4 separate regions of the Homo sapiens genome follow, and all the other regions are linked to region 1. The links are chromatin contacts, found by Hi-C or POLR2A ChIA-PET in ENCODE. All regions are on one chromosome and are shown on one strand. Each heading gives the region's core, a stretch centred on a gene start or an enhancer-like site at or near the end of the contact. The rest is flanking DNA. Distances are from core to core; before and after follow the strand shown.

What was found. Hi-C counts contacts between places; a loop is a spot of excess contacts on that map. ChIA-PET counts read pairs that join two places held with the same protein, here RNA polymerase II (POLR2A). Pooled maps may share reads with other maps.
Region 2: a loop to region 1 is called in a pooled map, with 7 times the contacts of the local background. The contact joins the promoter of WIPI2 here to the promoter of RNF216 in region 1. A Hi-C loop is called at or near these places in 6 of 50 pooled maps.
Region 3: a pooled map shows a loop between it and region 1 (3-fold over the local background). The contact joins the enhancer-like site here to the promoter of RNF216 in region 1. A Hi-C loop is called at or near these places in 4 of 50 pooled maps. POLR2A ChIA-PET finds 5 or more read pairs at or near these places in 3 of 52 experiments (OCI-LY7, Panc1 and activated T-cell).
Region 4: a loop to region 1 is called in a pooled map, with 7 times the contacts of the local background. The contact joins the promoter of DAGLB here to the promoter of RNF216 in region 1. A Hi-C loop is called at or near these places in 7 of 50 pooled maps. POLR2A ChIA-PET finds 5 or more read pairs at or near these places in 7 of 52 experiments (A549, A673, AG04450 and 4 more).

What each region holds. Positions count from the first base shown.
Region 1 is chr7:5,779,473-5,783,042 of GRCh38, reverse strand. It overlaps RNF216 (ring finger protein 216), which reads left to right and starts at 1,380. Exons shown (of 17, transcript NM_207111.4): 1 at 1,380-1,502. RefSeq lists a silencer at 1,582-1,971.
Region 2 is chr7:5,188,140-5,191,748 of GRCh38, reverse strand. WIPI2 (WD repeat domain, phosphoinositide interacting 2) reads right to left here and starts at 1,516. Exons shown (of 13, transcript NM_015610.4): 1 at 1,256-1,516. The coding sequence starts at 1,329. RefSeq lists silencers at 1,022-1,071, 1,082-1,731.
Region 3 is chr7:6,515,029-6,518,169 of GRCh38, reverse strand. All of the region lies in intron 7 of GRID2IP (Grid2 interacting protein), which reads left to right. It overlaps LOC101927325 (a long non-coding RNA gene), which reads right to left. Exons shown (of 5, transcript XR_007060200.1): 5 at 1,135-1,764. Among named protein-coding and RNA genes, the nearest start is that of KDELR2, 32 kb to the right of the region's middle. Within about 2 kb of position 1,634, at least 2 of the 41 ENCODE cell types and tissues checked have a DNase peak (open chromatin) inside an H3K27ac peak, as active enhancers do.
Region 4 is chr7:6,446,168-6,449,571 of GRCh38, reverse strand. DAGLB (diacylglycerol lipase beta) reads left to right here and starts at 1,618. Exons shown (of 15, transcript NM_139179.4): 1 at 1,618-1,824. The coding sequence starts at 1,730. RefSeq lists an enhancer at 1,361-1,410.

The DNA of each region.
Region 1 (3,570 bases), core at 131-2,630:
ATTTTTGTAAAGATGGGGTCTTACTCTATTGCCCAGGATCGTCTCAAACTCCTGGCTTCAAGCCATCCTCCCACCTCCATTTCCCAAAATGTTCGGATTCCAGGTATAAGCCACTATGCCCAGCCCAGACTCATTTATCTAATTACTGACTTGATATCTCTACTTGAAGGTGTACTTGGCAATTTTTTTTTTTTTGAGACACAGTCTCACTCTGTTACCCAGGCTGAAGTGCAGTGGCATAATCACTGCACTACAACCTCCCCCTCCTCGGTTCAAGCAATTCTTGTGCCTCGGCCTCCCGAGTAGCTCGGATTACAGGCACGCACCACCATGCCCAGCTAATTTTTGTATTTTTAGTAGAGACGGGGTTTCACCATGGTGGCCAGGCTGGTCTCGAACTCCTGACCTCAAGTGATCTGCCTGCCTCGGCCTCCCAATGTGCTGGGATTACAGGCGTGAACCACCACGCCTGGCCAGCAATTATTTTAAGAGTTGGGGTCTTGCTATTTTGCTAAGGCTGGTCTTGAACTCCTGGCCTCAAGCGATCCTCCTGCCTTGGCCTTCCAAAGCGCGGGGATTATGGACATGAGCCACTGTGCCCAGCAGGAGCAGTATTTTAGTCAGTTATTCACTTGCTCACTAAAACCTAAACTTCCTGAGGCCAGGAACACATTTTACTTTTTTTTTTTTTCGAGATGGAGGGTTGCTCTGTTGCCCAGGCTGGAGTGCAGGGGCGCCATGTTGGCTCACTACAACCTCCGCCTCCCAGGTTCAAGTGATTTTCCCGCCTCAGCCTCCTGAGTAGCTGGGATTACAGGCATCCGCCACCATGCCTGGCTAATTTTTTTATTTTTGGTAGAGACGGGTTTCACCATGTTGGCCAGGCTGGTCTCCAACGTCTGACCTCAAGTGATCCACCCGCCTTGGCCTCCCAAAGTGCTGGGATTACAGGCGTGAGCCACTGTGCCCAGCCATGGGACCCACTTTACTCTTAATTTCCCCAATTCCTAGAACAGTGTGTGGCCCACAGGAAATCCGCAGAATATATTTGCAGAATGAATGAATGACTTGCCAAACGAATTAGGGCAAATCAGTAGATATCGAGTAAACATCCACAACCACCTGCCCCATACCCTTTTCAGCTCTGGGGAGATGGTGGCTCCTTGTGGGGTCGGATATGGGGGTCTCCTTTCCTTTCACCCTCCTGCCTCGTGGGGGAGTCAAGTCTCCGCAGGCGGAGAGCCCGGATGCAGGCGCGACTAGGCGGCCCTCTCTATGGTGAGCCCCCCGGTCCCTCCTCCGCAGTACCCGGAGTGCCTCTATGGTTCTTCCTGTCCTTAGTCGGGAGGGGGCGCTGTGCGCAGGCGCGAGGTGACGCCGCGGCAGGGCCGGAAGGAGTGCAGCGGCTGCCACGGAGCTCGCAGCTGCGGCTTCTGAGGAGTAAGCGGCGCGGTAGCGAAGGCCGCCGAACCTGCCTGGCTAGCCGGCGACTTGAGTGACGAGTGAGTGTCGGCTGCGGGGCGCGCTCGAGCTCCTGGGCGGGTCTGTGAGGCGACGCGGCCTCTCTGAGGGGCGCCTCTGTGGAGCTCCGGGGGTGGGGGCGGGGGCGCGGGCCGTGAGGGCCGCCGAGCTGAGGGGCGCGGGCCGAGGCCCGGGCGGGATCGGGCCAAGGGGCTGGGCTGGGCGTCTCGAGCCCGGTGCGGTGGCGAGGCTGGAGCGACAAAGGCGCTGAGCGGCCGGGTGGCCCCCTCTCGCCACTTCGCGAAGTTTCGCGGGCCGGCCCCTCGGGTCTGCTGCGCGAGGGCAACAGCCCGGGAGACCGCGCTTCCCTCCCCCGGGCCCGAGGCCGCCGCGGAGGCGGTGTCCGTGCACCCGAGCGCGGCCTGGAGGAGCGGCGGGAGGCGGGCCGTGCCTGTGAACCCCAGCCCAGGCGGGCGGCGTTTTTCCTCCTCTTCCCTCACATCTGGAGCGCGTGTTCCGCGAAAGTTGGCGACTGTCACCCGGCACTCGCGAGGGCGCCGCAAGTGCGTCAAACCCTTCTGCGGGGCGCTGGGGGCTGGCCCGGCTCGGGTGTCCGGGCGCTGGGCAGCGAGCGAGGCCGCTGTCCCCGCGTCGAGGTGGTTCTGCTCCCGGTGGAACAGGACCAGGGATCCAAGACTCTGGGCCACTTGCAACCAACCCTGGAGCGTGCGCGGCGTGCGGGTTACAGAAATTTCTGACAAATCCGACAGGGCTCTGTAAATCCCTAAGGGCCTGGGTAGCAGCTGTCCTAGGTACTTAGATCGTGCAAAGAGAACGTTCTTTTTTCTTTTACTTTTTTTTTTTTCTCCTTTTCTTTGAGACGGAGTCTTGCTCTGTTGCCCAGGCTGGAGTGCAGTGGCGCGATCCCGGCTCACTGCAAGCTCTGCCTCCCGGATTCAAGCGATTTTCCTGCCTCAGCCTCACAGGGATTGCCTCAGCTGGGATTACAGGCATTTGCCACCACGTCCAGCTAATTTTTGTATTTTTAGTAGAGACGGGATTTCTCCGTGTTGGCCAGGCTGGTCTCTAACGTCTGACCTCAGGTGATCCCTCCGCCTCGGCCTCCCAAAGTGCTACAGTCTTTTCAAAAGACGTTTCAGATATGTTCTCCGGGACCCTCGGGCCCTTCAGTAAGAAGCGCCCTGGCTGAAAACCCACACGTTCACCTACAGAAGAAGCACTGTGACGTAGAGGGTGAGCAGAGCAGAGGGCCTCACAGTGGCCCTCACATGCACCTGGCTCCAGCCTGGCCAGGTCATTTTGCCCTGGTGGGCCTGTGCCTCAAAAATGGGGTTTCTTCCCTTGTGAGGAAGACCCATGAATTAGTAACGGAATTGCCAGGAATGCTAAAAACTATCTAAATGCCATGTATTGTTTTCAAGCTGTTACTCCTGGAAGGGGCTGGGTTGGCATTGTTTTAGAGGTTAGGAGCCAAACATCAGCTCATCTATTCTCCAGCTGTTGTTTGTCCTCCATCTTCCTGCAATAGTCAGGCACAGGGTCTTATAAAAATGGGTTTGTGCTGCTGTATGTTTCGGTGGGTACCTTTGTTTACTGAATGGGATGTAGGTGGGGGACCAGAGCATATCCGCGTCCCTCGGAAACAGTGGCGTTTTAGATGTAGTATGTCCCGTCAGCTCCTCTCTGCCCCACCCACCCCAGCCCATTCATTGAGCATTTTTTTTTTTTTTTTGAGGCGGAGTCTGGCTGTATTTCCCAGGCTAAAGTGCAGTGGTGCCATCTCTGCCCACTGCACCCTCCGCCTGCCAGCTTCAAGTAATTCTCCTGCCTCAGCCTCCCGAGTAGCTGGAATTACAGGCGCGCACCACCACGCTCGGCTAACTTTTTTTTTTTTTTTTTTTTTTAAGAGACGGAGTCTAGCTGTGCTGCCCAACTCCTGGGTTTAAGTGACCCTCAGCCTCCCAAAGCACAAGAATTACAGGCTTTAGCCACCGTGCTCTGCCAGAACATTCTTTACGCGCTGAGAAGGGAGAGAAGCGGGAAGATTCTATGAAACATCTCAATTTAGTCGGCTTGCTTTAAGGAAGA
Region 2 (3,609 bases), core at 267-2,766, 590 kb after region 1:
TTCCACTCAGCCAGTAACAACTCAACCAATGACTTAGTAAGATGCCAAATGCCCCACTCCTTCTCTTTCCTCACTTCCTCTTACTCACTTCCAAGATGGCTCTCCTCCCTGCCAACCCCATAACTCACCCTTCTCTCTCCAGAAAGCTCGCTCATCTATTAACCATCCCCACAAGTCCTCCTCCCAGGCAGCATCCAACCCGTATCAGTGGGGACAAACAGCGTTCCGAATGCACGGGCTGGCATTAAGGCCTTCTCTTGCCCTGAGGATGACCCACCCGCTGGAGCTCTGAGACTCCTGGGGCACTGGTCCGTAACGCCTCTCTTGGCTCAGTTTCTCCCTAGCTAGGTCAGATGCCAAGGTTATTGCTAAGTTTGTTACTTGCTGGAGAAGACATCAAAGTTGATGTCCCAAAAAGAACAGGGAGGGCCGCGCACGGTGGCTCACACCTGTAATCCCAGCACTTTGGGAGGCTGAGGTGGGCGGATCACTTGAGGTCAGGAATTTGAGACCAGCCTGACCAACATGGTGAAACCCTGTCTCTACTACAAATACAAAAAAGTTAGCTGGGCACAGTGGCGCGTGCCTGTAGTCTCAGCTACTCGGGAGGCTGAGGCAGGAGAATCGCTTGAACCCAGGAGGCGGAGGTTGCAGTGAGCTGAGATGGCACCACTGCACTCCAGCCTGGGCAACAGAGCAAGACTCTGTCTCAAAACAAAACAAACCCCAAAAAACAAAAACAAACAAAAAAACAGTGAGAAACGAAGAAAAGAAAATCAAGAGAGAGAGAAGGGTCTTAAGACGATGAAAAGACAAGGAGAAGGGCCTGATTCAAAGGAGAGTGAGTGGGAGACGCTGAGCAAGCAGCGGGAAGAGGAGACGAGAGGAGAGGAAGCGACCCACACCCAGCGCTCCACAGGCGGCCAAGACAAGTCAAGCCCCAAAGTTCGGCCCCAACTTTGCGAGAAGTAGTTAAGTCTGAAGCCAGGGGGCCTCCCCGCAAGAGGGTGAAAGCAGCCCCCTCTCCACCACCTCTCCCGCTCCGGGACCGCAGCTCCAGGCCAGCACCCGAGGGTCTCCCTGGAGGGCGCCCCTCCCTGCACGCCCCGGGCCCGCCCCTGGGGACGCCTCTGCGCGCCTTGGCCCGCGGGGAGGCCGAGCCTGCGACGCCGCCGAGCTTGGCAGCGAGGCCCTCCCCCTAGCCCGGGTCCGACCCTGGCCTCACCCCGACTCCGACCCCCGACCCCGGCCTTACGTGTTGTCCTGGTTGAAGTTGGCGAAGAGCAGCTGGCCGGCGCCGGCCTCCCCGCTCTGGCTCGCCAGGTTCATGGCTGGGCGCGCGGCGAGTGGGCCCGGCCGGGGAGGGCGCGCGCGCGAGGGCGGGTCAGGCTGCACTCAGGGTCGGCGCCGGGCCCCGCTCGCCGCCTCGGTCGCCGCCACTCGCCACCCTGGGATCAACCGCCGCCTCATCCCGTCCCCGCTCTTGTTTATGCTCCAGAGCCGGGGCACCCGGTACGCCTGCGCGGCCCCGCCCCCGCGACGCACGGCCTCGAGCGGCGCAGTCGCACTGCGGAGGCCCCGCCCTCTCACCGCCTGCCTGGGCTTGGGTTCCGGTGGATCACGCAGGCGTGGGGACGCGTCGGGGCGCGCTGGGCCTGGCTGAGGGCGAGCGGCGGCCGCTCATGCGCATGGGGCAGAGCTGGCGGGAGTCTGTTTTCTGCGTACCCTCCTCTTAATAACACTCAATGGCCAGGCACGGTGGCCTGTAATCCCAGCATTTTGGGAGGCCAAGGCGGGCGGATCACCTAAGATCAGAAGTTCGAGACCAGCCTGGCCAACATGGTGAAACCCCGTCTCTACTAAAAATACAAGAAAAATTAGCCGGGCTTGGTGGTGTACGCCTGTAATCCCAGCTACTCGGGAGGCTGAGGCAAGATAATCGCTTGAACCCAGGAGGCGGAGATTGCAGTGAGCCGAGATCATGCCACTGCAATCCATCCAGCCTGGGCCATAGAGCGAGACTCTGTCTCAAACAACAACAAAAACAAAAACAAAAACACCCCAATGGGCCCTCCATGTGCCAATCACTGTGCTGAATGCTTCTGCGCATTACCTTATCATTTTATTATTTTGAAAGACAAGGTCTCGCTCTGTTGCCTAGGCTGGAGTGCAGAGGCTCAATCACAGCTCACTGCAGCCTCAAACTCAGGCTCAAGCGATCCTCCCACCTTAGCCTCCCAAGTAGCTGGGACCACAAATGCATGCCACCACACCCTGCTAACTTTTAAGTTTTTTGTAGAGATGGGGTGGGGGCGGGGGGGGTCTTACTCTGTTGCCTAGGCTGGTCTCGCACTCCTGGCCTCAAGTGATGCTCCCACCTCGGCCTCCCAAAGTACTGGGATTACAGATGTGAGCCACTGTGCCCAGCCACATTATCTTATTTGATGCCCATTACAATCCTAAGTAGAGAATAGTATATCTTAATTTTACAGATTTGAAAATCGAGGCTCAGAAATAATTATTAGCCAAGTGCTAGATCTGAGACTGGAAACGTCCTGTTTCTCCAAGGTCCATACTGTCTGGGTTCCTGGGACAGAATCGTCCCTTAAATTTATTCATTCATTCAACAGTATTTAGGACGCACCTCTCATGTGAACTAAATAGGCCTCCTCCTTTCCCTCAGAGAAGTTATAATGGGGAGATATTTAAATATAAATAGAAGGCCAGGTGTGGTGGCTCTTACCTGTAATCCCAGCACTTTGGGAGGCTGAGGCGGGTGGATCACCTGAGGTCGGGAGTTCCAGACCAGCCTGGCTAACATGGTGAAACCCCGTCTCTACTAAAAGTACAAAAGTTAGCTGGGTATGGTGGTGGGCACCTGTAATCTCAGCTACTAGGGAGGCTGAGGTGGGAGAATTGCTTGAGCCCCACAGGTGGAGGTTGCAGTGAGCCGAGATTGCACCTCTGCACTCCAGCCTGGACGGACGACAGAGTGAGACTCCATCTAAAAAGTAAAATAAAATAGGCTGGGCATGGTGACTCACGCCTGTAACCCCAGCACTTTGGGAGGCTGAGGCAGGTGGATCACCTGAGGTCATGAGTTTGAGACTAGCCTGCCCAACATGGTGAAACCCTGTCTCTAGGAAAAATGTAAAATATTAGCCAGTTGTGGTGGCACGGCCCTGTAATCCCAGCTACTCAGGAGACTGAGATGGGAGAATTGCTTGAACCCAGGAGGTGAAGGCTGCAGTGAGCCGAGATCATGCCACTGCACTCCAGCCTGGGCGACACAGTGAGACTCCATCTCAAAAAATAAAATAAATAAATATAATTAGAAACTCGGGGGTACAATGAGCGAATATATATATATATATATATATATATATATTTTTTTTTTTTTTTTTTTTTTTTTTGAGACGGAATTTCACCTTCTTGACCAGGCTGGAGTGCGATGGCGCAATCTCGGCTCACTGCAACGTCCACCTTCCGGGTTCAAGTGATTCTCCTGCCTCAGCCTCCCGAGTAGCTGGGATTACAGGTGTGCACCATCACGCCCAGTTAATTTTTGTATGTTTAGTGGAGACGGGATTTCTCCATGTTGGTCACGCT
Region 3 (3,141 bases), core at 385-2,884, 730 kb before region 1:
CAGCCTCGAACTCCCAGGCTGAAGTGATCCTTGTGCCTCTGCCCCCCAGGTAGTTGGGACTACAGGCACTCGCCTACCATGCCCAGCTAATTTTTTTTTTTTTTTTAGTAGAGACAGGGTTTTGCCATGTTGCTGGTCTTGAACTCCTGGGCTCAAAAGATTTGCCCATTTTAGCCTTCCAAAGTGCTGGGATTACAGGTGTGAGCCACTGCTCCCAGCCCCTTGTATATTTTATTTTATTTATTTATTTATTTATTTATTTATTTTGAAGCAGAGTTTTGCTCTGTCGCCCAGGCTGGAGTTCAGTGGCATGATCTTGGCTCACTTCAACCTCTGCCTTCCCGGTTCAAGTGTGTCTCCTGCCTCAGCCTCCTGAGTAGCTGGGATTACAGGCGCCCACCACCATGCCTGGCTAATTTTTGTACTTTTAGTAGAGATGGGGTTTCACCATGTTGGCCAGGCTGGTCTCGAACTCCTGACTCAGGTGATCCCCCTGCCTCAGCCTGCCAAAGTGCTGGGATGACTTGTGAGCCACGACGGCTGGACACCTTTGTATATTTTAGATGCTGATTTCTCCTTGATTTTGAACATTGTAAATTTCTCTCCCATTTGTTACTTCTGTTATTAGGTCTGTTGTGTCTAATATGAATGTGTCTAAGTTGGGCTTCCTTGAATAGATAACCTTGATTTTGCATAATCAAACTCACCACATTTTTGGTCTTATAGTTTTGTGTAGGGTCCAGCCCTACAGGGCCTGTGGGTTTTTCTCTTCGTGTGCGGAGATGAGAGATCGTAGAAATAAAGACACAAGACGGCTGGGCGCGGTGGCTCATGCCTGTAATCCCAGCACCTTGGGAGGCTGAGATGGGCAGATCACGAGGTCAGGAGATCGAGACCATCCTGGCTAACATGGTGAAACCCCGTCTCTACTAAAAATACAAAAAAAAAATAGCCGGGCGTGGTGGCAGGCGCCTGTAGTCCCAGCTACTCGGGAGGCTGAGGCAGGAGAATGGTGTGAACCTGGGAGGCGGAGCTTGCAGTGAGACGAGATTGTGCCACTGCACTCCAGCCTGGGTGACAGAGCCAGACTGTCTCAAAAAAAAAAAAAAGAAAGAAAGACACAAGACAAAGAGATAGAAGAAAAGACAGCTGGGCCCGGGGGACCACTACCACCAAGACGCGGAGACCAGTAGTGGCCCCGAATGCCTGGCCGTGCTGTTATTTATTGTGTACAAGGCAAAGGGGCAGGGTATGGAGTGAGAGTCATCTCCAATGATAGGTAAGGTCATGTGAGTCACGTGTCCGCCAGACAGGGGGCCCTTCCCTATTTGGTAGCTGAGGCGGAGAGAAAGAGGGGACAGCTTACGTAATTATTTCTTCTATGCATTTTAAAGACTTTAGTACTTTCACTAATTCTGCTGCTGCTATCTAGAAGGTGGAGCCGAGTGCACAGGGCAGAACATGAATGCGGACCAGGAGCGTGACCACTGAAGCACAGCATCACAGGGACAGCGTTAGGCCTCTGGGTGGCTGCGGGCGGGCAAGCAGTGGTGGAGCAGAGTCTTCTTTAACTCCACCAGGAAAGGGAGACTCCCTTTCCCGGTCTGCTAAGCAACGGGTGCCTTCCCAGGCACTGGCGTTACCAGTAGACCAGGGAGCCCTCTAGTGGCCCTGTCCAGGCATAACGGAGGGCTCACACTCTTGTCTTTTGGTCACTTCTCACCGTGTCCCTTCAGCTCCTATCTCTGTATGGCCTGGTTTCTCCTAGGTTATAATTGTAGGACAAAGATTATTATAATATTGGAATAAACAGTAATGCTACAAACTAATTATTAATAATATTCATATACATATCTATAATCTATTTCTAGTATAACTATTCTTATTCTATGTATTTTCTTTATTATATTGGAACAGCTTGTGCCCTCGGTCTCTTGCCTTGGCATCTGGGTGGCTTGCCGCCCACAGTTTTGGCTTTTGAAATTTTAAGCTCTTCCCTGCTTCTAGGTCAAAAGATATTCTCCTACTTTATTTTTATTTATTTATTTATTTATTTTTTATTATTATTATTTTGAGACGGGGTCTTGCTCTGTCACCCAGGCTGGAGTGCAATGGCGCGATCTCAGCTCACTGCAACCTCCACCTCCCGGGTTCAAGCGATTCTGCTGCCTCAGCCTCCCGAGTAGCTGGGATTACAGGCACACACCACCACGCCTGGCTGATTTTTGTATTTTTAGTAGAGAGGGGGTTTCACCACGTTGGCCAGACTGGTCTCGAACTCCTGAGCTCGTGATCCACCCACCTCAGCCTCCCAAAGTGCTAGGATTACAGGCGTGAGCCACCACCCCCAGCCTATTTTTATTTTTGTTTATTTATTTATTTTTTTGAGACAGAGTCTCGCTCTGTGGCCCAGGATGGAGTGTAGTGGCGCAATCTTGGCTCGGTGCAACCTCCGCCTCCCCGAGCTCAGGCGAGGCGATTCTCCTGCCTCAGCCTCCTGAGTAGCTGGGATTACAGGTGCACACCAACATGCCTACCACATTTTTGTATTTTTTTGTAGAAACAGGGTTTACCATGTTGGCTAAGCTGATCTTGAGCTCCCGACCTCAGATGATTCGCCTGCCTCAGCCTCCCAAAGTGCTGGGATTATAGGCATGAGCCACCATGCCTGGCCTGCTCTATATGTTTTTTGGTTTTTTGGGTTTTTTTGAGACAGAGTCTTGCTCTGTCACCCAGGCTGGAGTGCAGTGGCGCAATCTCAGCTCACTACAACCTCCGCCTCCCAGTCTAAGCGATTCTCCTACTTCAGCCTCCTGAGTAGCTGGGACTGAGGGTACATGCCACCACGCCCAGCTAATTTTTGTATTTTTAGTAGAGAGGGGGTTTCACTATGTTGGCCAGACTGGTCTTGAACTCCCGATCTGAGGTGATCCAACCGCCTCGGCCTCCCACAGTGCTGGGATTACAGGCGTGAGCCGCCACGCCAGGCCTGCTCTGTGTGTTTTAATCTTCACAACAGCTCTATGAGGTAGATGCTATTTTTATCCCCATTTTACAAATGAGGAAACTGAGGCACAGAGAGGGTAAGTCACTTGAGAAAGGTCACTTAGCTGGTAAGTGGCAGAGCTGAGATTGGAGTCT
Region 4 (3,404 bases), core at 369-2,868, 670 kb before region 1:
AGATGGTCTCGATCTCCTCCTGACCTCGTGATTCGCCCACCTTAGCCTCCCAAAGTGTTGGGATTACAGGCGTGAGGCACCGCGCCTGGCCTGCAATGTAATTTTATGCACAAAGTGCAGCCTTGCAAAGTCCCAGGCAGGGTGCAGGCTTTATCTGAAGGTTCACAAAGTCACCCTGGCTGCTGAAGAGGGCACAGCAGAATGAGAAAGCACAGTGGGGTGATGAGCCCAGGCAGGAGATGAAGGTGGCTCAGACCAGGGTGGGGCAGTGGGGGTACTGAAAAGCGCTCAGACTCCACCCCGCCAGCTGCAGGGTGGTTTCAGACCCTGAACTCGAGGGGTTCCTAACACGGGCTCCTTACAGCAAGGGGCACAGATGGAAGCAATGTTGTCCCATGCTTGCAAGTCTCACAGAACGGGATATGAGTCCCACACCTGCCATTGACAGCCTGGGTCTCTAGGCTAGCTAATTCCTCCAGGCCTGAAGCGTCCCTCCTTATAAAATGAAAATTTCGGTCAGGTGTAGTGGCTCACGCCTGTAATACCAGCACTTTGGGAGGCTGCGGCGGGAGGATGGTTTGAGGCCAGGAGTTCAAGACCGGCCTGGGCAACAGAGTGAGACTCCGGTCTCTACAAAAAATAGGAAAATTTATGGAGAAACCCCATCTCTACTAAAAATACAAAATTAGCTGGGCATGGTGACACATGCCTGTAATCCCAGCTACTCAGGAGGCTGAGGCAGGAGAATCGCTTGAACCCAGGAGATGGAGGTTGTGGTGAACCAAGATCGCGCCATTGCACTCCAGCCTGGGGCAACAAGAGCAAAACTATGTCTCTAAATAAATAAATAAATAAATAAATAAATAAATAAAAATAAATTAGCCGGGAGTGTGGCACGTGCCTTTGGTCTCAGCTACTCAGGAGGTTGAGGTGGGAGAGTCGCTGGAATCCAGGAATTCAAGGCGGCATTCAGGAGTTCAAGGCTGCAGTGAGTCATGATTGCGCCACTGCACTCCACCCTGAACGACAGAGCCATACGCTGCCTTAAACAAACAGACAAACAGGGCCGGGCGCAGTGGTTCACGCCTGTAATCCTAGCACTTTGAGAGGCCCAGGCGGGCGGATCACTTGAGGTCAGGGGTTCGAGACCAGCCTGGCCAACATGGTGAAACTTCGTCTCTACTAAAAATACAAAAATTAGCCGTGGTGGCGCGCTCCTGTAATCACAGCTACACCGGAGCCTGAGACAGGTGAATCGCTTGAGCCCGGGAGGCGGAGGATGCAGTGAGCCGAGATCACACCCACTGCACTCCAGCCTGGGAACAGAGCGAGACTCCGTCACCAAAAAAAAAAAAAAAAAAAAAAAAAAAAAAAAAAAAAAAAGGAAAAGGAAATATCACCAGAACGGATATCACTGCACTCTTCACGAAAAAGAAAAAGAAAATACCAGAACGGATTTCACCGACCGGCAGACCTGCAATCGACTCAGCCAGCGCCTTCCGGATCAGCGTTTCTGCGCAGGCGCAGACAGCTCCGGCGGAAGAGGCGGTGTAGGGCTCAGTGCGCTTGCGCCGATCTCGGCCTCAGCGTGAGCATGCGCAGGTCCCCGCCCTCGCTGCGTTTGCGCTTGAGCGCCGATAATTTGGTGGCGGCGTCCGGAGGGTGCTGGTTTGTTCTCGGTGAACGGCGCGCGGGGTCTCTCCTGAGTGCGAGCTACGGGACCTTCGCCATGCCGGGGATGGTACTCTTCGGCCGGCGCTGGGCCATCGCCAGCGACGACTTGGTCTTCCCAGGGTTCTTCGAGCTGGTCGTGCGAGTGCTGTGGTAAGGACGGCGGCTACGGGGGCGGTGGAGCCCACCGGAGAGGGAGCGGGGGGCGAGCTGTCCCTTGAGACGGTGACAGAAGTGGCTTCCCAAGCACTGTCGCGGTCCCAGCGCTGGCCACGCATCCTCTTATCGAGTTCTCACCACTGCCCGAAGAGGTGGGCAGTGGTGCTGTGTCCATTTGACGGATGACAAACCGAAGCCCCCAGAGTGTGTGGGCTGACCCCGGGGGACAAACAGGGGGTTTCGAAGTCCGCGCAGCAGGACGCGAGCACCCCTTTGTGTGCAGCGCCGAGACCTGGCCCTGGGGTGCCACGAGGGTGTTACCGCCGGCAAAAGCCTTGGCCTCGAGTTCTCCTTTCTTGAGGCGGGAGCAGCCACTTGTGCCCTTCCTTCCCTTTGTACGGGGCACTTGAATCTGCAACACGAAGGATAGGAAAAAATACCGAGCCGGTTGTGGCTGCATTTCGTGAGAAGCAGACAGGCTCAACATACAACGCTGTTGTCTTTCAAAGTGTGGAATCAGTGGGAAGTGGCATTGGTACCTGAAGTCTGTTCCCAGAGGATCTGTGCAGGGAATGAATCATTGTTATGCAAAAGTAGATTCTTGGCTGGGCGCCATGGCTCACGCCTGTTATCTCAGCACATTGAGAGGCTGAGACGGGAGGATTGCTTGAGGGCAGGAGTTTGAGACCAACCTGGGCAACATAGTGAGACCCCTTTTCTTTTTATTTTTTTGAGACAGGGTCTCACTCTGCTACCCAGGCGGGAGTGCAGTGGTGCGATCACCACTCACTGCAGCCTCAACCTCCTGGGCTCAAGCGATCTTCCCACTTCACTCTTCCAAGTAGCTGGGACCACAGACTCGTGCCACCACGCCCAGCTAACTTTTTCTATTTTTTGTAGAGATGGAGTCTCACCGTGTTGCCCAGGCTAGTGTCCAACTCTTGTGCTCAAGTGATCCTCCTGCCTTGGCCTCCCAAAGTGCTAGGATTACAGACGTGAGCCGCCGTGCCGGGCCTAGATCTTTTATTGTTGGCAATTATATTCCAGGCCAGGTGCAGTGATTCATGCCTGTAATCCCAGCACTTTGGGAGGCCAAGGCAGGAAGATCACTTGAAGCCAGGAGTTCAAGACCAGTCTGGGCAACATAGCAAGACCCTGTCTCTACAAAAAGAAAATTATATTCCAAAGTGAACCTTGCCTTGTTTTGGAAAATATTAACTCCTTTTATTTCTTTTTTTTTTTTTTTTTTTTTTTTTTTTTTTTTGAGACGGAGTCTCATATCGTTGCCCAGGCTGGAGTGCAGTGACACGATCTCGGCTCACTGCCACCTCCACGTCCCAGGTTCAAGCAATTCTCCTGTCTCAGCCTCTCGAGTAGCTGGGACTACAGGTGCGCACCACTACGCCCAGCTATTTTTTTTTTTTTTTTTGTATTTTTCGTAGAGACAGGGTTTCACCATGTTGATCAGGATGGTCTCGATCTCCTGACCTTGTGATCCGCCCACCTCACCCTCCCAAAGTGCTGTGATTACAGGTGTGAGCCACCGCGCCCTGTCCCCTTTTATTTCTTTGTAT